5 separate regions of the Homo sapiens genome follow, and regions 1, 2, 4 and 5 are each linked to region 3. Evidence: chromatin loops called from intact Hi-C (ENCODE). Cell type or tissue: endothelial cell of umbilical vein. All regions are shown on one strand.

What was found. Hi-C counts contacts between places; a loop is a spot of excess contacts. Peaks named below come from ENCODE experiments on the same cell type or tissue, not always from the same donor. Only the 100,000 strongest peaks of a DNase experiment are listed, where the experiment ranks them.
Region 1: it touches region 3 in a loop (7-fold over the local background); 8 of 110 quality-filtered maps call a loop at or near these places.
Region 2: it touches region 3 in a loop (8-fold over the local background); 9 of 110 quality-filtered maps call a loop at or near these places.
Region 4: a loop joins it to region 3, with 4 times the contacts of the local background. A loop is called at or near these places in 2 of 110 quality-filtered maps.
Region 5: a loop joins it to region 3, with 4 times the contacts of the local background. A loop is called at or near these places in 7 of 110 quality-filtered maps.

Annotation. Positions count from the first base shown.
Region 1 is chr5:127,226,561-127,231,560 of GRCh38, reverse strand. LOC105379198 reads left to right here and starts at 1,177. Exons shown (of 5, transcript XM_041680488.2): 1 at 1,177-1,181; 2 at 1,614-1,846; 3 at 1,900-2,320; 4 at 2,643-2,710. The coding sequence starts at 1,177. It also overlaps a transcript of MEGF10 not described here. RefSeq lists silencers at 1,660-1,719, 1,870-2,289. In endothelial cell of umbilical vein, no CTCF peak of the experiment used is centred here; DNase peaks (open chromatin) are centred at 1,870 and 2,050; H3K4me3 peaks cover 788 bases.
Region 2 is chr5:126,674,130-126,679,129 of GRCh38, reverse strand. It overlaps LOC105379162 (a long non-coding RNA gene), which reads left to right and starts at 4,154. Exons shown (of 3, transcript XR_001742530.1): 1 at 4,154-4,312. RefSeq lists an enhancer at 3,417-4,011. In endothelial cell of umbilical vein, a CTCF peak has its summit at 2,849 (motif pointing left); a DNase peak (open chromatin) is centred at 2,829.
Region 3 is chr5:127,039,953-127,044,952 of GRCh38, reverse strand. It overlaps a transcript of C5orf63 not described here. Among named protein-coding and RNA genes, the nearest start is that of MARCHF3, 12 kb to the right of the region's middle. RefSeq lists an enhancer at 3,329-4,172. In endothelial cell of umbilical vein, a CTCF peak has its summit at 2,161 (motif pointing right); DNase peaks (open chromatin) are centred at 2,192, 3,172 and 3,972; H3K27ac peaks cover 2,373 bases.
Region 4 is chr5:126,809,556-126,814,555 of GRCh38, reverse strand. It overlaps LMNB1 (lamin B1), which reads right to left. Exons shown (of 11, transcript NM_005573.4): 4 at 4,206-4,376; 5 at 2,658-2,783. Among named protein-coding and RNA genes, the nearest start is that of LMNB1, 35 kb to the right of the region's middle. In endothelial cell of umbilical vein, no CTCF peak of the experiment used is centred here; a DNase peak (open chromatin) is centred at 2,885; H3K27ac peaks cover 3,092 bases.
Region 5 is chr5:126,654,425-126,659,424 of GRCh38, reverse strand. No RefSeq gene overlaps it. Among named protein-coding and RNA genes, the nearest start is that of SPMIP10, 25 kb to the right of the region's middle. In endothelial cell of umbilical vein, a CTCF peak has its summit at 2,835 (motif pointing left); a DNase peak (open chromatin) is centred at 2,824.

The sequences.
Region 1 (5,000 bases), 190 kb before region 3:
ATAAACACTATGAAGAAAATAAAGGGGTTGATGTGATAGAGTAATTTTACAGGGTCACTTGGAGTGCAGCTGTCAGGGAAGGCTTTTCTGCCATTTAAGCAGAGACCTGATGGATGGGAAGGTGCTAACCAGATTCCAAGAAAGAGTGTTTCCGGCATCACATCCCTAATATGCCCAAGACACAGGAAGGAGGCCATGTGGCAACAGCAGGGAGCAGGAAGAAGAGAGGGACCCTAGCAAGATCAGCAGAAAAGGATGAGCTCATGGAGGATCTAGCAGCCATGCTGAGGAGTTTCGATTTTAATCTAAGAGTATGAGATTTATTTGATGTGCTTTAAGCAGAGGAATGAAACCATTTCATTTTTGTAAACATCACGATGACTACAGGGTGAAGAGTGGAATTAGAAATATCAATTAGGAGACTACTGCATAAACTCAGGAGAGAGAAGGGGGAGGATTCAGTTCTTTAGAGCTGAAGCTTATAGGACTTACAAATGGATCCCGTGTAAGAGGTAGTGGGGAGTCACCAAGATAGTGTCCAGATTTGGGCTAAAAGGCTTGGGTGGATGGTGGGTGCCCTTCACTGACACAGGACAGCATTCCAAGCCTGCCTTGCCCAACTCTGGGCAATTTTGCCTCTTCAACTTTGAAATAAAGGCGTTGAAAGGGACTGAATAAGTGGCACTAAAATACCACAGTTCTATTGGGTTATTAGGACACAAATATGTTTTTCTTGCTTCCCATTAAGAAAATAACACAAGATTTAAAATGACAGAGGCTGACATTCAAATCAAAGATCCACAAACCTACGTGGTATTGGCAAACAGATTCCACGTGCCTCAGTCTCCCCATCTGCAAAATGGAATCACAAAACAGGCCTGCCTCACTGTGCTGCTGGGAGGGATACATAATATATGTAAGGAGCCTGGAATATAACCGTTCTTGGTCAGTCCCACATTCTCCTTTCCTGACAGACCCAACAATTGTTTATTTTCTTTCTTTCATTCATCTCACTTTCTAAGTCTCTTGGCTCTAGGACTTTTCTCCAAGGATGAACTAAGATCTGGGACTCCCAGAGCAGATTTCACTTGTGTCCTTCCCTCCCTGGGGTGGTCGCTTAGTCCTGGACCTCTCTGCCTTCCCGCTTGGATGTAGACCATTTAAAGGGTGAGCGCCATGCAGTTAGCTTCAAGCCTGGGGACACCGGGGTTTCAACACCAGGGTTTTAATATCGGAGCTTAATTTTGACGCATACTTTTCCCTGCCTTCCAGCTCCACCCCTTTCCCTGATCAATGGGGCTAGGAAGGGGAAAAAGTGAACAGCAAAAACCAGTCCTGAGAAGAAAATGGGATGGAATGGCTGCTGATGAGAGAGCTCTCATCCCCTGAAATCCCACCAATACGCTTTTTTGCTGCCGATGGCCATAGTACTTCACACTTGGGGAACGACATGGACAAACTACAAGGGATATTACAGTCTCATCTGCTGCCTAAAACTAAATTACCAAAAACTAAAATTTTAGATGCCATAAAAATTCACTGATGAACTCTTTCGTTTTTCTTATTGATGCCTCTCTTTTTCATTTATCTCAATTGCCCATTTTTGCTTTCAGGAATAAAGCCAAAAAAACAGAATTCTCCAAGTGTCAAGCAAAAACACATACTTTGCACACGTTTCTCGAGGTCCAGCCCGAAAGCCTGCGCCCTGGGCGTCCCTGCTTCGGCCCCCAGAGGGGGGTGCGCTGCTCGCTCCCCTCGCTCCACCTCCCGCGTAGCCTGCGGGCCCCTGGCGGCCCAGGGCATGGGGCAGAGACGCCATGCCGGCTGATACACACGCCCGGAGGAGGTGAGGGAGGAAGCCACTTGAAAATAAACAGGTGCCGTAAAGGGCATAGGTAGCTTGCCCGGGTTTCCTGCTTCCTGGTCGCTCGCGCTCGCCTCCCCGCCGCCTCGCCTCCCCTCGAGCAGCCTCCGCACCCCGTTCTTTCACTCCTCGGCGCGTGAGCTCCTGGCAGCCTCACCCTTTTGCACATGACGCGCCTCCCCGGGTCTCCCGCAGGCAGGCCTCGCTCCTCCCTCCGCCAGGCCTGCCCGGGAGGCCTCGACCCGGCGAGGTGACCCGCCCCAGGGTCGCCGGCGCGAGGACGAGGCTGGCGGTGCGCTGCTTCCTCAGAGCCGCTTCCTCAGAGCCGGCTGCGGCGGGCCCGGGCGGGAACCACGGAGCCCAGTGCACCAGCCTCCTCGGTGCTACCGCGGGACACAGAGGAAACAGGAACAGCTGGTTTCTGTGGGCAGGCCCCGGGCTGGAACTAGAGCCAGGGTAAGGGAAGCAATAATAACATCTCACATTTGCAAGAGGGCTTTATGCTTTCCAAAACGCACTCACAAATACCCTGGCTTATGTTACTTCCTGTAAGGTGCGCAAGTATTAGGGACCCCTTTTTACAAGTGAGAAAACTGAGCCCATAGGAAGGTTAAGCATTAGTGACAGAGCTGGACTGCACTCCAACGCCACGGTGAGAGGTTTGCCCAAACATCCCTGACCTGTGTAACATCTGTCAGGAGCTTAGCGCGATGAAGATCAGATGACTCAGCGGCTCCAAAGCTTGAGAGCCCTCACTGTGGCCCTTTACTGTGTCCAGGTGCGGCCGGCGGGGGACAGGGAAAGAGATCACAGCGAAGACCCAGAAGAAACAAAAGGCAAGCGAATGTAAGAGCTTCACCACCTTCCCACTCCAGGACGGTGGACAACAAGAGGTTTGAAAGCTGTGATGTCCTCACTGTCTTCCGTCCCTCTCACGGAATGAAAAGTCGTTTTTGCCAGAATATTATACCTGCAAGATCTCACGGGGAGGAGACTGCAGCCCACCCGCTGGAGATTTTTGCCTACAGAAAGCTTCCCTTTTTTTCCAACCCAAAGACAGACTTTTATAGCCTCTCCAACTCCCCTTGAATTTTTAAGAGAGAGAAAGAAAAGCCCCAAAGTGAAAGATAGTGGTCATTTATGCCTTGGAAAGATAAATGGGTGTTTTAGTTTTGTTTTTAAATGAATTTTCCTTTTCTAAAGAATTTCTTTCAAAAAATTAGTGGGAGTTGAGGTGAGGCATGTGTTTTATATTTTTATATCCACTTTAGTAGGTTTTAATATAACGTCTTGAGTCCCTTTTGAATTTCTTTATGACCCAGGTCAAGCTGCCCTGATTCAGGTTCCACGCAGCTAAAAATTAAATTGTAGCTTCCATCCATGTCACAAATATGTAAGCTGGGGAGGTAACCTACTATCAGGCCATATTTACAGAATGGCTAAAAAACTAAGCTAAACTTCTCGAAGATGTCAATACCTAAGTGTCTTTGGGATACTTCCTGAAACTACCTGTGAGAATCTGTTCATTTTTTCTTTTAATTAGGACTTTATTTTACTGAAAAAAAAAAAACTTGAATGAAGAGAGCCAAAGTACATGGTGATGTGAGTGTGAGTCATGGAACTTGTTCTTTTTTCTGAATAATTATTTCACTTAAGAAGACATCCAGATACATCCAGATAATTTGACTATTTGCCGACCTCTTGGATGTACCATAGATTCTTATGCATTGGATCCTTGAAGACTTAACGCTTCAGGATGGCATGCTGGGCACACAAGTTCACTTCCCCCTTGCAAAGCCACATGACATTTACGGTAAAGAAATAAGGCAGAAATAAAGCCATGACACTACTGTGACCAGAAGGAAGGCCATCCGAGAGAAATATACTTTTGTGAAGTTCTTGGCAAGAAGAAAGAGGAGAGGACCAGGCCGGGCGCGGTAGCTCACGCCTGTAGTCCCAGCACTTTGGGACAAGGCGGGTGGATTACAAGGTCAGGAGATCGAGACCATCCTTGCTAACACGGTGAAACCCCGTCTCTACTAAAAGTACGAAAAATTAGCCGGGCGTGGTGGTGGGCGCCTGTAGTCCCAGCTATTGGGGAGGCTAAGGCAGGAGAATGGCGTGAACCCAGGAGGTGGAGTTTGCAGTGAGCCGAGATCATGCCACTGCACTCCAGCCTGGGCAACACTGCAAGACTCCGTCTCAAAAAAAAAAAAAAAAGAAAAGAAAAGATAAATAAAATTGATAATTTGACTATTTGCCGACCTCTTGGATGTACCATAGATTCTTATGCATTGGATCCTTGAAGACTTACACTTCAGGATGGCATGCCAGGCACACAAGTTCACTTCCCCCTTGCGAAGCCACATGACATTTATGGTAAAGAAATAAGGCAGAAATAAAGTCATGACACTACTGTGACCAGTGCAGTGGCATGACCATAACTCACTGCAGCCTCAAATTCCTGGGTTCAAGGGATCCTCCTACCTCAGCCTACTATGGAGTAGCTGAGACTACAGGCACGTGCCACCATGCTTGTCTAATTTTTTTTTTTAAGTACTGGTAGAGATGGGTACCTTGCTTTGTTGCCCAGGCTAGTCTTAAACTCCAGGCCTCAAACCATGCTCCCACCCCAGCCTCCTGAAGCACTAGGATTACAGGCATGAGCCACTGCATCAAGCCCAAAAGAGGCTTCTTATAAAAAAGGAACAACCAGAAAACAAGAAAGGGTTACTGGAAATTAAAAATATGGCTAAAGTGCCTCGTTAGCTCAGTCGGTAGCGCTTCAGTCTCATAAAAATATGGCTGCTAAAAAATTTTACCTGTAACACAAACACTGAAAAATGAAATCAAGGAAATCTACCAAAATGATGAGTAAAAAGAAATAGAAAGTATGAAACAAAAGTTACAATCAGAGAATCAATAGAAGTCCTACACCCGCCTAACAGAACTGTCAGAAGAAAGCTGAAAAAAAAATGTGCAGGAGAAAATCATTGAATAAACCATAGGTGAAGAACGGATAAACAAAATGTGGTATATACATACAATGAAATATTATCCAGTCACAAAAAGGAAAGGAGCTACATGCTACAACATGGATGAACCTTGACAACATTATGCTGAGTGAGAAAAACCA
Region 2 (5,000 bases), 370 kb after region 3:
CAGTCTCTTTTCTGCCTATAGCAACATACCAAGGCCAGGATTTTTCTTTCTCTATTGGGTGGTCCTAGTGAAGCCTCATGAAACTATAGGTATGAGCTGAAGGAAAAATGTTTGTGTAAGAATAGTGGGTGATATGTCAGCCTGGACTACTGACATCAGTTTGTACAGATTATTTGTGCCTTCCGGACCTACCTGATCCCAGTTTCAGATGTACTGTTTCCACCTTATGATGGAATGCACTGACATCTGCGAGTTTATGACTTGGTAGATCATAATAGGCAGCTCACTCTAATTTCATGATCATTGGATGTCTCATAATCAGTCTCTTCCAGGTCCCAATAGTGTGTGAGAAGCTGGGTTTTTTGTTTGTTTGTTTTTGAGACAGGGTCTCCCTCTGTTGCCTGAGCAGGAGTGCAGTGGCCTGATCTTGGCTCAATGCAACCTCTGCCTCCCGAGGCTCAAGCAGTTCTCATGCCTCAGCCTCCCAAGTAGCTGAGACTATAGGCCCATGCCACCACACCTGGCTAATTTTTTGAATTTTTAGTATAGATGGGATTTACTATGTTGGCTAGGCTGGTCTTGAACTCCTGAGCTCAAGTGATCCACTCACCTTGGCCTCCCAAACTGTTGGGATTACAGGTGTGAGCCACCACGCCAGAGCTGGTTTTTGTTGTTGTTGTTGCTTTTTTGTTGTTGTTTGTTTGTTTGTTTCAGATGGAGCCTCGCTGTGTCATACAGGCTGGAGTGCAGTGGCACAATCTTGGCTCACTGCAAGATCCGTCTCCCAGGTTCAAGTGATTCTCCCACCTCAGCCTCCAGAGTAGGTAGGGTTACAGGTGTACACCACTACGCCCAACTAATTTTTGTATCTTTAGTGGAGATGGGGTTTTGCCACACTGGCGAGTCTGGTCTCAAACTCCTGACCTCAAGTGATCTGCCTGCCTTGGCCTCTCAAAGTGCTGGGATTACAGGCATGAGCCACCGCGCCTGGCCCAGAAGCTGTGTTTCGAATGGTATATAGTTTTGTTGCCAGTGGCTTGGCCTTGCCCCAGAACCCTTCTCATCTGCCCTGAGATTCTCATATTTGAGCTTTTACACTGCATCTTTATCTACCACAGATACATCTAGTACCTTAGAATCTCCTTGGTCATATGGCCCAAGTGGTAATGTTCCTTGCAGTGCAAACTGGATCTACTATAGAGCCTTTTTCTGCCCTGGGTTTCACTTAAACTGGTAACTTTAAGGCTGGAGGCGGTGGCTTACTCCTGTAATCCCAGCACTTTGGGAGGCTGAGGCAACCAGATCACCTGAGGTTAGGAGTTTGAGATGAACTGGCCAACATGGTAAAACCCCGTCTCTACTAAAAATACAAAAATTAGGTAGGTGTGGTGGTGGGCACCTGTAATCCCAGCTACTCGGGAGGCTGAGGCAGGAGAATTGCTTGAACCCAGGAGGTGGAGGTTGCAGTGAGTCGAGATTACATCATTGCACTCCAGCCTAGGCAACAAGAGCGAGACTTTGTCTCAAAATAAAAATAAAAATAAATAAATAAACTGGTAACCTTCATCATCATCTAATAAATGAATCAAAGCAGTGTTCTCCAAGTGTGATACATAACTCCAATATGCATAGTGGCCTACCATGCTCTGTGCTTTTTTCTTAGTGGTAGGAGTTGGAAGGTACAATAGCTTGTTCTTTACCATAGAGGACATGTGCCGGCATGCCTCAGAGCACTGGACCCCTGTAAACTTCACCAATGCATGTGGCAGACTCCTTTAAGGGCTTATCTTCTACCTTCTGAAGTGCATGTGTCTTATCAGCAACCCAGGGTACTTCTTATGTTCACTTATCATATCAACATAACTGCTGAATGTGAAATTCTGTGGAATGGCCACATGATCTGGGTCCCTTTGGACTGCATTGTGATGGAGAATAGGAGCGTTAACATAGTCCTGACACAAAGTCATGAATATATTCAATTGCATTAATTTATATTTATATAGTTGCCAGTCCAATAGCTACACACCACATATCAAAATCTATGTTAATCTGTTCTAGTAAAAATAATACTTCCAGTCCAAGAGCTTTAAATGGGGATACTATTTGTTGAGTTTCTGGTAGTCCATGTCATCTGGCACAATTCATTTGATTTTTGCAGAAACCAAGTTATTGAATTAAATAGGGATATGTGAGAATCATTGTTTCTGCATCTTTTAATCCTTGAGGATGGTACTAATGTTTACTAGTCCACCTAGGATACAATATTGTTTTCATGATATTGCTATTTATTTACTTCAGTGGTTTGTTTTGTTTTGTTTTGAGACAGGGTCTCACCCTGTCACCCAGGCAGGAGTGCAGGGGCACAATCATGGCTCACTGCAGCTTTGACCTCCCTGGCTCAAGCGATCCTCCCACCTCAGCCTCCTGAGTAGCTGGGACTATAGGCATGCACCACCATACCCAGCTAATTTTTGTATTTCTTTGTAGAGATGAGGTTTTACCATGTTGCCCAGACTAGCCTCAAACTCCTGGGCTCAAGCAATCCTCCTGCCTTGGCCTCACAGAAGGCTGGGATTACAGGTGTGAACCATCTCGCCCAGCCTATCTTCAGTTTTTAAAGTTTTTATTTTGAAAGAATTACAGACACACAAGAAGTTGAAAAAATAGTACAGTGGCCCTGCATGCCCAGGTTTCCCCTGCTTTCTCCATACACTCAAATGCCAGAGCCATTCCACAAGTTAACACAACTTCTAACTACACTTCGTCCCCAGTAAACTACAGGTGAACATTTTAGCAATTGCATCATCACAGTAATTCCCACCACCGATGATGGGGTTCTCACTGCCATCTAGTGGACGAGTGATCCAATGTCCAAATCTAGATCTAGTCACTTTCCTAGGCCAACTTCTGTCACTACCTTTAGATTATGTTCCCCGGTGGGCAGAAACTGAGGCAGGAATTCTTCCTTCGGTGATTTTAAGAAGGAAGCTGGGAGTAAGAAAAGTAGAAGACACCAGGGAAAAAGTTAGGCAAAATGACTTCAGAAGTTTAGCCTCCTGGCCGGGCGCAGTGGCTCACGTCTGTAATTCCAGCACTTTGGAAGGCCGAAGCGGGTGGATCACTTGAGATTAGGAGTCCAAGACCAGCCTGGACAGCATGGTGAAACCCCGTCTGTACTACAAATAAAAAAATTAGCCGGGCACGGTAGTGTGTGCCTGTAATCTCAGCTATTTGGGAGGCTGAGGCAGGAGAATCGCTTGAACCCGGGAGGCAGGCGGAGGTTGCACTGAGCTAATATCATACCACTGCACTCCAACCTGGGCAACAGAGTGGTGAGACTCTGCCTCAAAAAAAAAAAAAAAACAATAATAATAATAATAAAGGAAATTTAGCCTCCACCTCATCCCCACGGCAAGCTCTCAGCTGTTAATTGTACCACAGAAGTTGTCCCACCCCGAGACCAGAAGGCTGCTATATCTCTTCATCAGTGAGTCTTTGGCCCTGGCTCCTCCAGGAGGAGGACATAACCTCTCAGCCATCATCTTCAGGACCCACTTCTAGGGGAGGAGGCTCCTCTCAGCCAACAACAATCCTCTGTGAAAGGACAATGGCCTGAGCCATTAGCAGCCAAGGCCTGTAGCAGCTGGAGGGTGAATGCACAGCCTGGTGAGGGGGTATGGGCAGGGCACCCAGCAGCATCTGCTCTACCTCCCCTAGGAGATGACATTCAATTTAAAAGCTGAACAATGTGGCTGGGCAAGGTGGCTCACCCCTGTAATCCCAGCACTTTGGGAGGCCGAGGTAGGCGGATCACCTGAGGCCAGGAGTTTGAGACCAGCCTGGCCAACATGGTGAAACCCCGTCTCTACTAAAAATACAAAAATTAGCCAGGCGTGGTGGTGCACACATGGAATCCCAGCTACTCCAGAGGCTGAGGCACAAGGATTGCTTGAATCCGGGAGACAGAGGTTGCAGTGAGCTGCGACTGCACCACTGCACTCCAGCCTGGGTGACAGAGTGAGACTCTACCTCAAAAAAAAAAAAGGAAAAAAGAAAAAACTGGGCTGACTTTCTTTTCCGGCTCAGCCCGCCTGCACCCAGGTGATTAAAAAGCTTTATTGCTCACACAAAGCCTGTTTGGCGGTATCTTCATGTGGATGTGCGTGACATTTGGTGCTGAAAACCTGGGACAGGAGGACTCCTTTGGGAGACCAGCCCCCTGTCCTCGCCCTCACTCCATGAGGAGATCCACCTACGACCTTGGGTCCTCAGACCAGCCAGCCCAAGGAACATCTCACCAATTTCAAATCGGGTAAGCGGTCTTTTCACTAAACTTCTGCCCTCCATTCCCCCTTCTTCTCTCAAGAACTTAAACTTAAATGTCTTATTTTCTTCTACAATACTGCTTGGCCCCAATACAAACTCGACAGTAGTTCCAAGTGGCCAGAGAATGGCACTTTCGATTTGTCTATCCTATACAAGATCCTTATACAAGATCTAGATAATTTTTGTCGAAAAATGGGCAAATGGTCTGAGGTGCCTGACGTCCAGGCATTCTTTTACACATCGGTCCCTTCCTAATCTCTGCTCCCAATGCGACTCTTCCCAAATCTTTCCTCTTTCTCTCCTGTCTGTTCCTTCAGTCTCCACTCCAAGCTCTGAGTCCTTTGAATCCTCCTTTCCTACGGACTCATCTGACCTCTCCCCTCCTCCCCAGGCTGCTCCGCGCCAGGTGTAGCCAGGTCCCAATTCTTCCTCAGCCTCCCCTCCCCCACCCTATAATCATTCTATCACCTCCCCTCCTCACACCTGGTCTGGTTTACAGCTTCGTTCTGGGACTAGCCCTCCCCCACCTGCCCAACAGTTTCCTCTTAGAAAGGTGGCTGGAGCTAAAGGCATAGTCACGGTTAATGCTCCTTTTTCTTTAACCGACCTCTCCCAAATCAGTTAGCATTTAGGCTCTTTTTTCTTTTTCATCAACTATAAAAACCCAGCCCAGT
Region 3 (5,000 bases):
GCAGGCAGTGTTGGGGCAGTACTAGAATGAGGTAGCCGGCCGGGCACGGTGGCTCATGCCTGTAATGCCAGCTCTCAGGGAGGCAAGAGGTGGGAGTATAGCTTGAGCCCAGGAGTTCGAGACCTGCCTGGGCAATATAGCAAGACCCCGTTCTCCAGAAAAAGGAAAAAAAAAAAAAAAAAAGCATAGAATGAGGTAGCCATAACATTCTACCTGGCTTTTGGCTGAATTGTGGGGAGGAGAGTTCAGAGGCCTCAAAAGTGACCCTGACACTGGAGAGTAAACCATAGTAACCCATTATAGTCCACAGATATGCGCACCAGACCCATGACTCTTGTTCACCATAGAGACAGGATACTTTGATGCTGTGACCCAAAATCCTGCACCTGGAACAGATTTGGTACCTCTCTATTGACACAGAAATTCATGTTGAGCATGGAGACATAATCAAGAGAGAATGGCCTCATTCGATCGGTCTTCAGCTTAGGCACTGACATTTTGCATTTTACCTCCTCTCTCAGGTTCAAAGATGACTACCAAAGCTAAACCTCTGAATTCTAAAGTCTACAAGGACATAAAGCTTCAGGGAAAGGGGAAATATTAATATTAATATTAATGTCATACAAAAGAGGAGAAGCAGCACATAGGAGTGCCAGCTAATAGACTAGTAGTAATAAGAAGAATCCAACCATAGGCCTATATTGAGAGTCATGGGCATCCCTTCTTTATGCTGAAATGGTATATTTGAACGGAATTCCTGATGGAAAACTTTCTATCCTTAGAAATACTGTAGGCCAAATATTAATTGGAACTTTTGTTAATGATTTGAGAACACCAAAAAGTTTAGATGATACAAGTTAAAGGCAAATTGAGCCCATGGCCTCATTGTGCTACTTAGAATACCCTGTGACCCAGCTCTCCTCAGAAACCCTGATGGCTTTGTTGCAGCATTGCATTGCACAGAAGACCTCAGTGGTGGTCCTGAGTCCTCACAACAAGGTCAACCCGTGGCCTGGCCACTAAGGCAACAGAGAGGGAAATAAATTTTAGAAAACGCTTCCCTTAAAAATGAGTTAAAATGTACATTTGCATCATGAGACTAGGTTAACTGTCACCTGAGAAAGTCCTATATTCAGAAAGACTTAATCCTGGACCAGGTAAATGAGGCATTTGCTGTATGTTCTTTGTTATGAATTTAATGCTACAAAGAGAAAATGGGCATTGATGCATAATCTGGGTAAAAAAGAGATGTCAGAAGTTGGGAAAGAACTGCCAGAAGAGCTATGTTTTAGGATTTCACTCCACCTTACCCTGTGTTTTCTTGTAAAGATATTCTCAAAATTAGGCCAATTTCACTCTTTTAAGGTCAGAGGAGATTAAGATATTTAGAAATCAGATTGTGGGATTGATTCCCATTGTGATTGCTGACTTTTAGTATCAGCCTTTTGTTCTGCATGGATTCTCTCATCTTGCAAACTAGCAAGACTCCTGAATTTGGCAATGATCCTGCTCTGTGAAGCATTCTCAAGTTAGGGTTCTTATCAATGTCAGATTTCACTAAGCCAGTAATAAAGGAAAGGTTGAGAGAGCAAAGGATGTCACTGAGTTGACACCTAACAGCACAAAACAACTTGTCAGCTGGCAGGACAAGCCAGCATGTTCAGGGTGGTCACAGCCTTTGAGTTGGAAAGATAGTCTTTTAAACATTCTTACCTCACCAAATAACTTTAATAGATAAAATTTAGTTACTCCCTCCCACTTTTGTTCTATTCATTTAAAGCAGTGTTTTTTAAAAATTTATGTATATGTGACTACATGAAAAATACATTACTGTGTTTCTTGATGTTTTATGACCTGTACACAAAGTGAGACCAGCAGATGCCTTCAAGAGAAATAAAGGACACTGCTGTCATTCTAACTAAATTGTCCAGAGGAGGAAAGAAGAGTACAAAAATGATTATGAATACTTAAGAAGAGGCATGACTTTGTCATTGGTGTGGAGCCTATAATTATGTGCAATTCCCTACTTAAGACTTTTTAGTTATGCTGAACATTGAAAAAAAACTAAACAGCGGAGAGGAGAAAAGAAAAGGGGAAATTTAAACATTTAATGGAACACATTCATTAAATGGAGACATCGCTTCACCATAAGGGGGCAGTTAAGGGTTTGGTAGTCCTACTCACTTGCTATTGTCAAATCATTTGTTTTATCATGGATTTGAGATCCTTATAAGTCTTCATTATTATTTTGAATTCAAGAATGATTCCTTCTGCTCACAAAACATGATCACTTTTCATTGATTTTTTTTTTTAATATTCTGACTGGTTTTGCATATCTGGAAAAGATAAATCTTCAAAATTTGGAAATAAATATTTTTCCTCCCTGCCAAATCCATAATATGATCCCTTTCTGTCACTGACAGCACCATCAGATAAGTGGACGTGCCTTGCTTGGTTAGAAGGATGCTGCGATTTTCAGCAGGAACAAGAATGTAGTTACAGACCCAGCCTAAGACATGTTTAGGGCACGTTGTTACAGATTCTTTTTGGTTCTGTTCTAGAGATATCTTCTTAAGTCCCAATTTGACATTAGAAATTCTCATTCAGGGCCAACGTCCCCAGCAAACCAGGTATCCCACAGGCAGGATTCACCTTCAGGACTTGGGAGGAGGCCCTCAAGACGTGGGCTGCAGCAGGAGACACAAAGACAAGAGACTAAAAAAATACAGGGGCTTGGCCTCTTCAGATTCTTGGGATCTTCCTCTCCTCCTCAAACTGGAGCCTGAGTTTACCCCAGAACTGATGCTGAGAACAAATTGGGGAGGGAGAGGCAAATCTGAAGATGTGCAAACCACAAAAAACTGGAGGCATGAGAAACTGAAATCTAGGATTCTGTAATAGCACCAATATTTGTTGTTGTTCCCTTCCATCATTTATAAGTAAAATGTGAAATAAGACAAAGGGAATCAGTTACTCTACCTAAAGCTGTATTTTCTAGTTTTCCCCAGCTTTTATTTTTAAAAATACATATTTTATTTTATTTTATTCTGTCAGCAATCCCGTGATATAAATAGGGCAGGTATTACTATCCTTATTTTTGAGATGAGAACAGTGAGTCCCAGAAAGAGGAAATGACTTTATAAGGTTATGCAGTGAGTCAGACAGCCCAAGGAATAATAAATACCCAGTTCTGCTCTTATTTAATCCAGAACATTTCCCTTCCTGGCTTTAAGCATCCCTTTCCTCCTTCTCCCTTTGGTGGTTCTCTTTTGAACATGATCTCTCACCAACTGTGGATGAGTCCATGTTCAGAGTTGCAGAGAACTGTTGTTTATAGATCCCCCAAGGGGCTATTTTCGTTGCTTACCTGCGAAGCCCCTGTGATGGAAGTCCCTTAGAGGCAGTTGCTGGGATTCTTCTCACCTGAGACTGCTGTAATTAGCTCTGCTAACAACTGTGATCTGCGATTGAACATTGTTCACTGACAGGCACAGATAAGAGCTGCATCTCAGTGAGTGGTGTTCTAAATGGTGTTCTCCACTTGATAAACTCCTGTAAGGCACTTGTCAGGGTCACTGTTCTCAAACTCAGCTAGCAGCAGGCAGTTTCACCGTAACACCTTCCAAAACACACAAAAGAGGTTTTAACAGATCCCCAGGGAGTGCACCGCCATGCACTGGGAGAGACTTTATATTTTGACCTTGCCCAGGATTTGCCTGCCCCTCCTTCTAATGGAAAACATAGGTGTGGCCTTGCATGAGAAAAGGCAGTCTTTGTCTTCCTGATCCTTGAGACGCCAAGGTTTCAGATCTCCCCATAAGAACACTTGTAAGTGAAAGTATAATGGGTGATACGTTCAGACGATGCTTTTCAAAGCCTACACTCTTAATAGAAGCAAAACAAAATACTGCTTATGAACACCTGCTGGTGAGGACCCAGCCAAGAGGCAGTGTGGGCGTTGGATGGGAGGTGTTGCCCTGGCAGTAAATCCAAGTTGCTCACACCAAAGGAAGTGTTTCTAGGGAAGCTATCTGAGCAAGAGGTAAATACTTAGTCATTCGGAATAGTCCATAAATGACGACTGCTTCATCTTCAACAAGGGGAGGTCTGATTGGAAAGTGCTCACAGAATGATTGGATTGCATTTCTGTCTTCAATCCACCTTTGATTCACAATATACATTCCTTTGTTAAAAAATTGAAGAATGTCTGTAATCAAACCCTTGTTAACAGATGTAAAGAGCTACAATTTGCTTGCTGGACATTATTTCAACAAAAGTTTTTTCATTCAAAATAATTTGTCAAAAAAGGACCCATGCCCTTACGTGGTTTCAGATAGTGTGCTGTCCAATTTGTATGCTTTTCCACCTACTCCCCCAGGGCCATCAGGGGGTACGTGAGTTTAATGATTCTACTTCTTAACCATTTCTTAAATCTGCCTCCTTGGTCGGGCGCAGTGGCTCACACCTGTAATCCTAACACTTTGGGAGGCGGGAGGATTGCTTTGAGGTGGGAGGATTGAGGTGGGAGGATTGCTTGAGCCCAGGAGTTCAAGACCACCCTGGGCAACATAGTGCCCTGACTCTACTAAAAAAAAAAAATCTGTCTCCTTGTTTCAGTCCTCACGGCTTTTGCAGTAGTCGAAGGCTTCTTCATCTCTCACCTACACATTGCAATGCCTTTGCCTCCTAAATGGCCTCCCTTACTCACTGCTCTCCTATGCCATCTTCTATCTACCTCATCACCACTTCTAATTATCCTTCCAAATCACAGGTCTGATCATCCACTCACAGACCTATCGTGGCTTTCCATTGCCTACAAAAATGAAAACCAAACCACAGAACTTAGCATGACAGTAAAAGCCCTGCATCTAGCCTCCATCTACTGTATCCTTCATGCATCTTAAACTCTTGTCTATTCCAGATAACTTGCCCTTGCATGAAAGCACCCTCACTTTGAGTGTCTCTTTGAGCATACCTTCCCTCCTTTCATCCACACCATC
Region 4 (5,000 bases), 230 kb after region 3:
AAAAAAAAAAAAAAACCAACTTGCAAAAATGGGAATTCAATTAACAGGGAAACAGCCTTGAACCTAGGTTAGAACACATAGCTACTAAGTTTCAGAGCCCACTACTACTTATTAATAACAGTCTCCTCATCCAAAGCACAGTGAAGATCAACCTCAAGAGAAGATCTGTACTAAGTAAATCAAATGGATTAGGCAGCAGCCAAAAAAATAATAATACAGTAGGAAAAAATAAAATTGAGGGATAGACAGTAACTAGTAGACAACTTACTATTAGTAAATGGAAAAGAGTAGTAAATGCCAACTCAGTACAAGAACAGAGAGGCCCATTTTTGGAAAAGTACCTGTTAAGACAGTTGATATAGGCCAGGTGCAGTGGCTCACGCCTATAATCCCAACACTTTGGGAGGCTGAGGCGGGCGGATCACCTAAGGTCAGGAGTTCAAGACCGGCCTGACCAACATGGAGAAACCCTGTCTCTACCAAAAATACAAAATTAGCAGGGTGTGGTGGTGCATGCCGGTAATCCCAGCTACTAGGGAAGCTAAGGCAGGGGAATTGCTTAAACCTGGGAGGCGGAGGTTGCAGTGAGCCGAGATTGCGCCATTGCACTACAGCCTGGGCAACAAGAACGAAATTCTGTCTCAGAAGAAAAAAAAACAACAAGAAAAACAAAGACAGTGATACAGTCTGTGTGTTTGTGTTCCCACAAATTTCATGTTTAAATCCTAACCCTCAAGGTGATGATATTAAGAGGTAGGGCCTTTGAGTGGTAATTAGATCATGAGAGGAAAGCCCTAGTGAATGGGATTCATGCCCTTATAATATAGGGCCAAGGGTGCTCATTCACCCTTTAACCATGTGAGGACACAGCAAGAAGGCACCATCTATAAATCGGGGAACAGCCCTCACCAGGCAGATATCCAATCTGCCAGTGCCTTGATCTTGGACTTCCCAGCCTCCAAAACTGTGAGAAATAATTTCTGACATATCTGTTGTTTATAAGCTACCAAGTCAATAGTAGTTTGTTATAGCAGCCCAAAAGGACTAAGACAGATGGTGCAATGGAAAAAAAGATTATCTGTTAAATTTCTAAAAGTAAATCTTCTTTGAAGAAAATGAGTTATAAAAGGAAAAACTGGGAAGGAGTAGAGAAACCCATTTATCAGTCTGCAGCCTCTGGGCAACGGGCAAATCATTAAACTCACCTAGATCTGTGGTTACATGGAATGAACTCAGAGGTGCTTCCAGCTCTGCTATTAAATGAAAATCTTCAAAACACTATCAGCACAAAATAGGTTTAAAATAATTTAAAAATTTGTGCCGTAAGTAACAAAGCACATGATAGACAGTGTAAAAGCCCCTGTGTTAACTAAATTATTTTATATCACCCCATTTTATGGGACTCATTTTCTGCTTTATTTCTAAGTTCCTGCAACAGAGGTCATCAGTTTTATAATTAGAAAAATATTTTACTAAAAATGGTAAAAAGAAAAAGGAAGGAAGAAAAGCCCAATCAAGAGTAAAATAGGCTGGGCACGGTGGCTCACGCCTGTAATCCCAGCACTCTGGGAAGCCGAGGCGGGTGGATCATGAGGTCAGGAGATCGAGACCATCCTGGCTAACACGGTGAAACCCCGTCTCTACTAAAAATACAAAAATTAGCCGGGCGTGGTGGCACGCACTTGTAGTCCCAGCTACTTGGGAGGCTGAGGCAGGAGAATGGCGTGAACCCGGGAGGCGGAGCTCACAGTGAGCCGAGATCGTACCACTGCACTCCAGCCTGGGCGACAGAGTGAGACTCCATCTCAAAAAGAAAAAAAAAAAAAAAAAAAAAAAAGTAAAATAAAGTTTATTCTCATGTGGAAAATTCAAAACAAGATTTCCTCCCTTGAGGAAAATAGAAGCGGAAGTTATTTCCAAAATAATTAAGGTGACGAGTTAATTGCTGAATCATTCTGAATGCAGTATATGGAGTATATGTACTTTGTGTCCACACTGACATCACCCTAGGCTAAAACTGATCTGAAGTAGTGTCCATGCCTGCTTAAGCAGCACCTGAAGCACACCATCACACCCTGATAGGCAGCCAGTCAACACAGCCGGCAATAATGCCATTTGTCACTTAGGCGTACCAACGAATGAATGAGTCACTAAATTCTTATCGGAATATGCAAATTAAAGCTACTTTCCTGGATCCTAATTGTTATATACTTTAAGCACTAAAGAATTTGTCTAGAAACACAAAGCATTCACCACCCACAAAGAATTTTTGCATGTTTTTCTTCATTTTGGTTTTCAAATGATATAAAAAAGGAAGGTGTTGAGAATAACTCTGTAGAGATGAAGCTGTTAGACAGGTCGGAAGATCCGGGTCCTAGGGTAAGTACAGTGAATAAACTAGCAGGCTCCTTCCTCAAGGGCAAGTCCCTTAGCTCTGTGTAATCTACTAATTAGGAACAATAGTATCTGCTCACAGGATGTTTATGCAATGCAAAATGAACGAATCTAGAAAAGTACTGTGAAGACGAAAGCACAGGATGACACCATCCTCTGTAACAAACAGAGGGAGGAGTGACATCAGCCCAAGCAAAGCAGGTAGGTGCCCGTGGTGAAGGTAGCCTTCAAGTCTAACTTCTTACAGAAAGATGATTATTTACCTCTTTCTGTAGATTAGAAAGCTGGGATGAAAGGCTCTCAATTCTCATGCGGCTTTCCATCAGTTCTTCCCTGGCACTGTTGACAGTAGAAGTATTCATCTCTGATGACAGTCTGGCATTCTCAAGCTAAAAGAAGAAGCAAAGCATAGTCAGTCTTATCTAGAACTGAAACAAAAAAGGAAGCATGATTCACCTCAAGGCATTTCAAACCTAAGTCCTGCTGGTAACTGGTAGATGAAACACAGGAAAAGCATCATGAAGTTTGCTGATATGGTGTGAATGATGGTAATTCTGTGTGACTTTTAGAGTCACTTCCTAAATAATGAGCTTTAAGAATGCTAATATACCTAGGCCTTTACCCAAAGCTTATTACTTCAATATTTCATCTATTAAACCTTTAATGTCTAAGATAACACTGATAATAAGAAGACTGGGCAATAGCAACTTGACTGTGGTGGTGTCTGTAAGAAAAGAAACATCACATATCCCTAACCCACCAAATCCAATACAGAATGTAAACCAACAAGCAGAAAATACTAGTTTATAGATTCGTTCAAACCAGATAGAAACACTTCCTTTCAGAAGCAAAAAAAACTCCTTGAGTAAAATACAAATCCCATAACACTATTGTGTATGTGTGTCTCAGGGACATGCTCCTGTGTCTCCTCCCTGGCTCCCTGTGAGGCCACAGTCTGTGACGGATCCTTACTTTAGCTCCTTCACTGTATAGCTCAATGTGTGATATTAGATAAATGTTATACAACTGAAGTTACTGCTTATAATAAGATCTTTCACTTTCACTAACTGCTACTTCATACAATAGATAAAAAGCAACATGAACAGTTTAAAGCCATGCAATGAAAATTTTCAATAACTCTGTGACTCTAATATTCTAAGTCAACCACAAAAAAGTCTTTTTAATCAAATCATGTAACATTTAAAACACAAGGCAAAATCATTTACCAGGGAAAGCCTGTACTAGTTGGTGATTTTTATGAATTCTTGTAAGGTCAGCTAATATAAGTGGGAAGTTTCTACAATATTTTTTTAAGTGAATAATAGTGACAGAAGAAGAAATAGCAGAGACTTTCCATTTGGCCCTTATGCAAAAAAGCCGGAAGTGTGGTAGTCACAATCTATGCACAATGATGACATGAAAGTGAGATCTAATGCAGTCTGACATTCATTCATTACTAAATGGATGTTTATGTAGGACAGCATGATCAGTACTTGTTATTGGAAGAAAGTTATTTCACATGGTTTGGGTTCAACTACTATGGCATAGTACGAATGATCAATGGGACAAAAAGACAAAACCTAACCTCTAATAAAATTGCAACAACCCTACATTCTTCTAGTAATTTTTAATAACATTTAGTTTATAGAAAACTGCACTTTTTTGAAAAAATCAATTTTCTATATATTTCATGGAGACTAGGGGAATCATTTTTAAAAACTAGAACAAAATAAACATAAAGCCATGTTCATCATGGGAATTGTGAAGTAATGATTTTAAGTGTTCAAAAGAATCTTCTGAAGAGAGCTCACTTTGGCATGGTAAGTCTGCTCCAGCTCCTCCTTATACAGCCTCACTTGGGCATCATGTTGCTCTCTCATCTCATGAAGGGCTTGCGCCAGCTTGTACTCATACTCAATTTGACGCCCAGAATCCACCTCTACCAAGCGCGTTTCATGCTTCCTTCTGGTCTCGTTAATCTCCTGGGGAAAAAACAAAAAGCATAAAGCCAAGCTACTTACCATGGCTGCATTGGTACACATCTGAGTGACATCACAGCCATCTGAAGTTTTACACACGAACTTCCTCCTGTTTGTCCTCAGGCGGTCATGTGAATAAACACTTTTTTGCCTCTTAGTTTTCAGTTGAGGTTTTTGAAATGGAACTAATGACAGAAGTGGTAGCATCTCAAGCCTTAGGAACTTTCTATTCCTTTTCAGGAGCATAGCTATTTATTTTTCTGAAGCCAAGGAAAGGCCTGGATGGCCTACTAAAACTATCTGCAATCAAGGATTTATACACAGTATACTATACTAAACACTAAGCAAAAATTATTTTTCTGAATTGTTTCATTGATAATCTTAAGAACATCTCTGAAAAAACAGCACATGGAAAGTTAAACTTAACAGTTGTGATAAATTCATGTAAAGATTTATGTGAAATGAAACTATTTTCTTTTCTTTTCTTTTCTTTTCTGAGATAGAGTATCACTCTGTCGCCCAGGCTGTTGTGCAATGGTATGATCTCAGCTCACTACAACCTCCGCCTCCCGGGTTCAAGCAATTCTCCTGCATCAGCCTCCCTAGTAACTGGGATTACAGGCACAT
Region 5 (5,000 bases), 390 kb after region 3:
CAACGGTGCGATCTCAGCTCACTGCAACCTCCGCCTCCCAGGTTCAAGGGATTCTCCTGCCTCAGTCTCCCAAGTAGCTGGGATTCCAGGCCCATGCCACCACGCTTGGCTAATTTTTGTATTTTTAGTAGAGATGGGGTTTCACCATGTTGGCCAGGCTGGTCTCAAACTCCTGACCTCAGGAGATCCACCCACCTCAGCCTCCCAAAGTTCTGGGATTACAAGCATGAGTCACCGCGCCTGGCCTAAGAATGCTATTTTTTGAAATAGAAAATGTATATTTATATTAGACCAGGAGCTCAGTCCTCAAGTAGGTTCAAAACTCTTTCTTTGTGTTTTTGTTTTCTTGTTTTTTAAGAGACTTTTCTCCGAAAATAAGAAAAAAGAAAAAAAGTTTAAAAAAAAGAAAAAAAGGTAAAAAAAAAAAACAAAAAAGGAAAAAAAGAGTTAAACTTTTCTCCTAGTAAAAATGGCCAAGTAAAATGGCTAAGCTAGTAAAAATAGCTAAGAAGTCCAGAGTTCATTGTTACAAATCATTTACAATGAAGATTCATCTGTTTTTTGGGAGGAGTTTGGGGGGACAGTGTCTCACTCTGTCACCCAGGCTGGAGTGCAGTGGTGCATTTATGGCTCACTGCAGCCTCCAACTCCTTGGCTCAAGCTGTCTTCCTACCTCAGCCTCCCAAGTAGCTCCGTGCGAAGCACTGTGGTAAAAGTGAGGGGAAATACCAAGAGGATTAAGGCACGGTCTCAGTCCTTAAGAAGATTTATACAGGCAGAATAGTGATAGAAAACACTGAAGCCCAGCAAAAGAGATTATTTCCAACACGACAGATATGAGAGGGAAGACTTCATGGACGAAATGCAGCTGAACTGGGCTTTGAATGGCTGGAAGGTCAGCATATGGTTATATCCAGCAAGTTTGAAAAACAAAAGAGCTAAATCCAAGAAAAAGCACAGGCTAGGTATGAGGACTTTGAAGGAAGTTGTTGCCGAGAAAGGAGTGTGAGTGCAAGCGTATGTGGGGGCGCTGGGGGTGGTATGACCATCATACAGTAAGATGCAGCTGTACTAATGAAGATTGACTGGAGTTGGATGGTGATGGTCCCTATAGAACATTATGTTGTGGATGTTTGAATCATTAATTTTTTTGGTAATAAAATATGCATAACATAATATTTATTATTTTAACCATTTTTGAGTGTAAGTTCAGTGGCACTAAGTACATTGACATTGTTGTGGAATCACCGTCACCATCCATCCACAGAACATTTCATGAATGGCTTTTTTTTTTTAGACAGTCTTGTTCTGTCACCCAAGCTGGAGTGCAGTGGCGATCTCAGCTCACAGCAACCTCCATCTCTCGAGTTCAAGCAATTCTCATGCCTCAGCCTCCTGAGTAGCTGGGACCACAGGCCCGCGCCACCACGCCCGGCTAATTTTTTTAATTTTTAATAGAGAAGGGGTTTTGCCATGTTGGCCAGGCTGGTCTCAAACTCCTGACCTCAAGTGATCCACTCTCCTCGGCCTCCCAAAGTGCTGGGATTATGGGCATGAGCCACCGCACCCTGCCTATGAATGGCTTTTTAACAGAAAGATGAAGGGACCACAGGTGACTACATCATTCTAGTAGCAGCATACAGAATTAACTGAATTGTCCCAATTTATTTATGGGAAAGGTGAGAGAGGAGGCAGGGGATGAACTAAGAGGTTATTGTAAGACACTTGGTGCCAGGAGAGTAGTTCCCACAGTGAAAATTAAAGAGCGGACAGCTATGCTAGGTGTGGTGGCGTGCGCCTGTAGTCACGGCTTGGAGGTTGCAGTGAGCTCAGATCGCACCACTGCACTCCAGCCTGGGGGACAGAGTGAGACCCTGTCTCAAATAAACAAACAAAACAAAACAAAAAACCCATCATTACCACCACAAAATAAAAACAATATTGTGAATTAGCTATCAGTATCCCCACTTTCAAGATGAGAAGCTGAGGATGAGGCCTGTGGTGTATGGAGCATGCTTAAAGTTGCACAGTAAGTGATGGAGTCAAAACTCAAATACCGGCCGGTCACGGTGGCTCACGCCTGTAATCCTAACACTTTGGGAGGCCAAGGCAGGCAGATCACCTGAGGCCAGGAGTTTGAGACCAGCCTGGTCAACATGGTGAAACCCTGTCTCTACTGAAAATACAAAATAAATTAGCCGGGCATCGTGGTGCACACCTGTAAACCCAGCTACTTGGGAGGCTGAGGCAGGAGAATCACTTGAACCCGGGAGGCAGAGGTTGCAGTGAGCTGAGATCGCACCACTGCTGAGATCCAGGCTGGCTGACAGAGCAAGACACCGTCTCAAAAACAAACAAATAAACAAAAACAAAAAACACAAAAAAACCTCAAATCCTAGTTGGTCTAACTCCCAAGTTGATGCTTTGAAGTACTGTACTAATGGTTTTTAGTTTGTCCCTGGAAAAGTTTGGTTTTCCTGTTTAAATGTATTCTCTCTTGTTTTCTCTTTTTCTACTTTCAAAGTTTTACATATCAGATAAAATTCTCTGTGGCTTAGTAAAGTGCTAGGTACTAATGAGAATAATCCAAAGGCTATAAGTTTCCATTTGTTGATAATACTCCACTTGAAAACTTGTTAGTTACAGAGGCACTGATAGATGTTTATGTCTAACTTCTATAATATCATAATATCTCTAGGAAATATAATATCATATTTCTAAAGAAAAAGTTTTCCCTTAGTAAAAAAGAGCAAAACAAAACAAACAAAAACCCCAAAACAATTTATCAGAAAGGCTTTGCTTTTTCTTAAGCGACGCAACACCGACCTCTTCTGGTCAGGAAGCGGAAGTATTAGGCAAATAATGAACTTGGAAAAATCAGGGTGGAAAAGTCAAGTTAAGGAGAAAATAGACTAGGAAACAGGTTTCACAGAAGACTTGACATTTATCTTGGATTTGAAACTCTAACAGACAGAACAGAGGGAGAGTGCATTCCACACGAGGAGCAGTGTATACAAAGCAAAAATTGTTCCGTCTTTTCTGATAAAATACATCTGCTGTAGATAATTTTTATTTTCTTTCTTCCTTTTTTTTTTTTTTTTTTTTTGTTTTGAGACAAGGACTTACTCTGTCACCCAGGCTGGAGTGCAGTGGTGCAGTACGGCTCACTGTAGCCTCGACCTCTCAGGCTCAAGTGGTCCTCCCACCACAGCCTCTGGAGTAGCTGGGACAACAGGAGTGCACCACCACGCCCAACTAATTTTTGTATTTTTGGTAGAGACGGAGTTTTGTTATGTTACCCAGGTTAATCTCGAACTCCTGGGCTCAAGCAATCCCCTTGCTTCAGCCTCCCAAAGTGTTGGAATTACAGGTGTGAGCTATCGCCCAGCCCAGCCATGCTGTTGATAATTTTTAAAGGTATAAGGATATAAATAAGAATCATCCATAACTCCTCCATGCAGAAATAATACTGGAAACAATTGGATGCACTGACTTTGTTTTCTGGTCATATGCGTTATTTTTGTCCACAAAACTAGGTAAATCTCAACTTATTTAGTATTCTATCACACACATCTTCCCACATTCTAAAAAGAAGAAAAAGATGTTTTCTGAAAGGCAGGCTTCTATCAGTAAATCACGTTAAAGTCAGAGAAGACGTCTTACTGAGTATTTTTATATTGATCCCCATTTGCCAGGGCCTCACTGAATGCCCTGAGATTCACACAGCTTGGTGAGTGGGGTGCTGGCTAGATTCCAGCCACTGCTCACCTCCTCTCCCATACTCCCCTATATGGGATTCACCTACAGACCTGCTCTTGGTGATGCTCAGCCTGACAAGAAGCTAATGAGTAACTGTGAAATGTAATCACCAGTATTCTCAGCATATGAAAATTATACTCACTGGCATTTTTTGCAATCACTGGGACTAACCCACCCAGCATAATATTCTGCTCTCTTGTGCGGAAGTTTACAATCTCAAACTAACAAATTGTGGAAGAAGAGGGCTCTGAAAGGAGTAGGCCAAAGGTATAAATTAATTAGAGTTTACATTTAAGAGAGTGAAATTAAATGAGGAATGATAGAATTGCTCATTGGGAAATAACTTGGAGGGGTCACAGAAACTTAGGGAAAATTAAGCAGAAAAGCAGAAAAATGGATATTTTAGGATAATGAGATAGTCTTCGAGTCAGATCTCACAGAATGGTGAATGGATTAGCATGGTCAACCTAAGTAACAGAGAGAGGGTCTCTAAGAGAAAATGATATTTGGGAATAAAGCTTTGCAATCATTAACTATATGTGTATTCAGGGAGGTAAAAGAAGACAAAGGATTTTTAAAGGAAATAAGGAGGATTATATAATTGTTTTATAATAATTATCTTTGGCTACGAAGATCAATAACAAAGGTGATACCAGTCCAAAGGTGGACAGGCAGTTGCAGGGCAGATGTCCTTACAGAAGTATTTTTTGTTTAAGGTTTTGGTAGCTTTTGTGTGAGGCTGTGGTTTTTGCAGAGCCTTTTGTGATGTTTTTGTTTTCAGGCATACAAGTGTGAGAACTCTCTCTTCGTAGCCTTTCTGGTTCTATTTGTTAGGGTTTTGTGTGTGTTTTTTTTTTAACAGTAGTGATTTTATTTTCATTCTGACAACTTTCACATTTTCCTCTGTTGATCAAGGTCTTTCTCTGAAAGTATCACTGATTAATCACCCTGTACTTAGGTATTTTGCTTTGTTTGTTTTGTTTTTTGAGACAGAGTCTTGCTCTGTCACCCTGGCTGGAGTGCAGTGGCAAGATTTCAGCTCACTGCAACCTCTGCCTTCCCAGTTCAAGCAATTCTCCTGCCTCAGCCTCCAGAGTAGCTGGGATTACAGGCATGTGCCACTACACTTAACTAATTTTCATGTTTTTTATAGAGATGGGATTTTGCCATATTGGCAAGGCTGGTCTCAAACTCCCAGCCTCAAGTGATCTGCCGCCTCGGCCTCCCAAGGTGCTGGGATG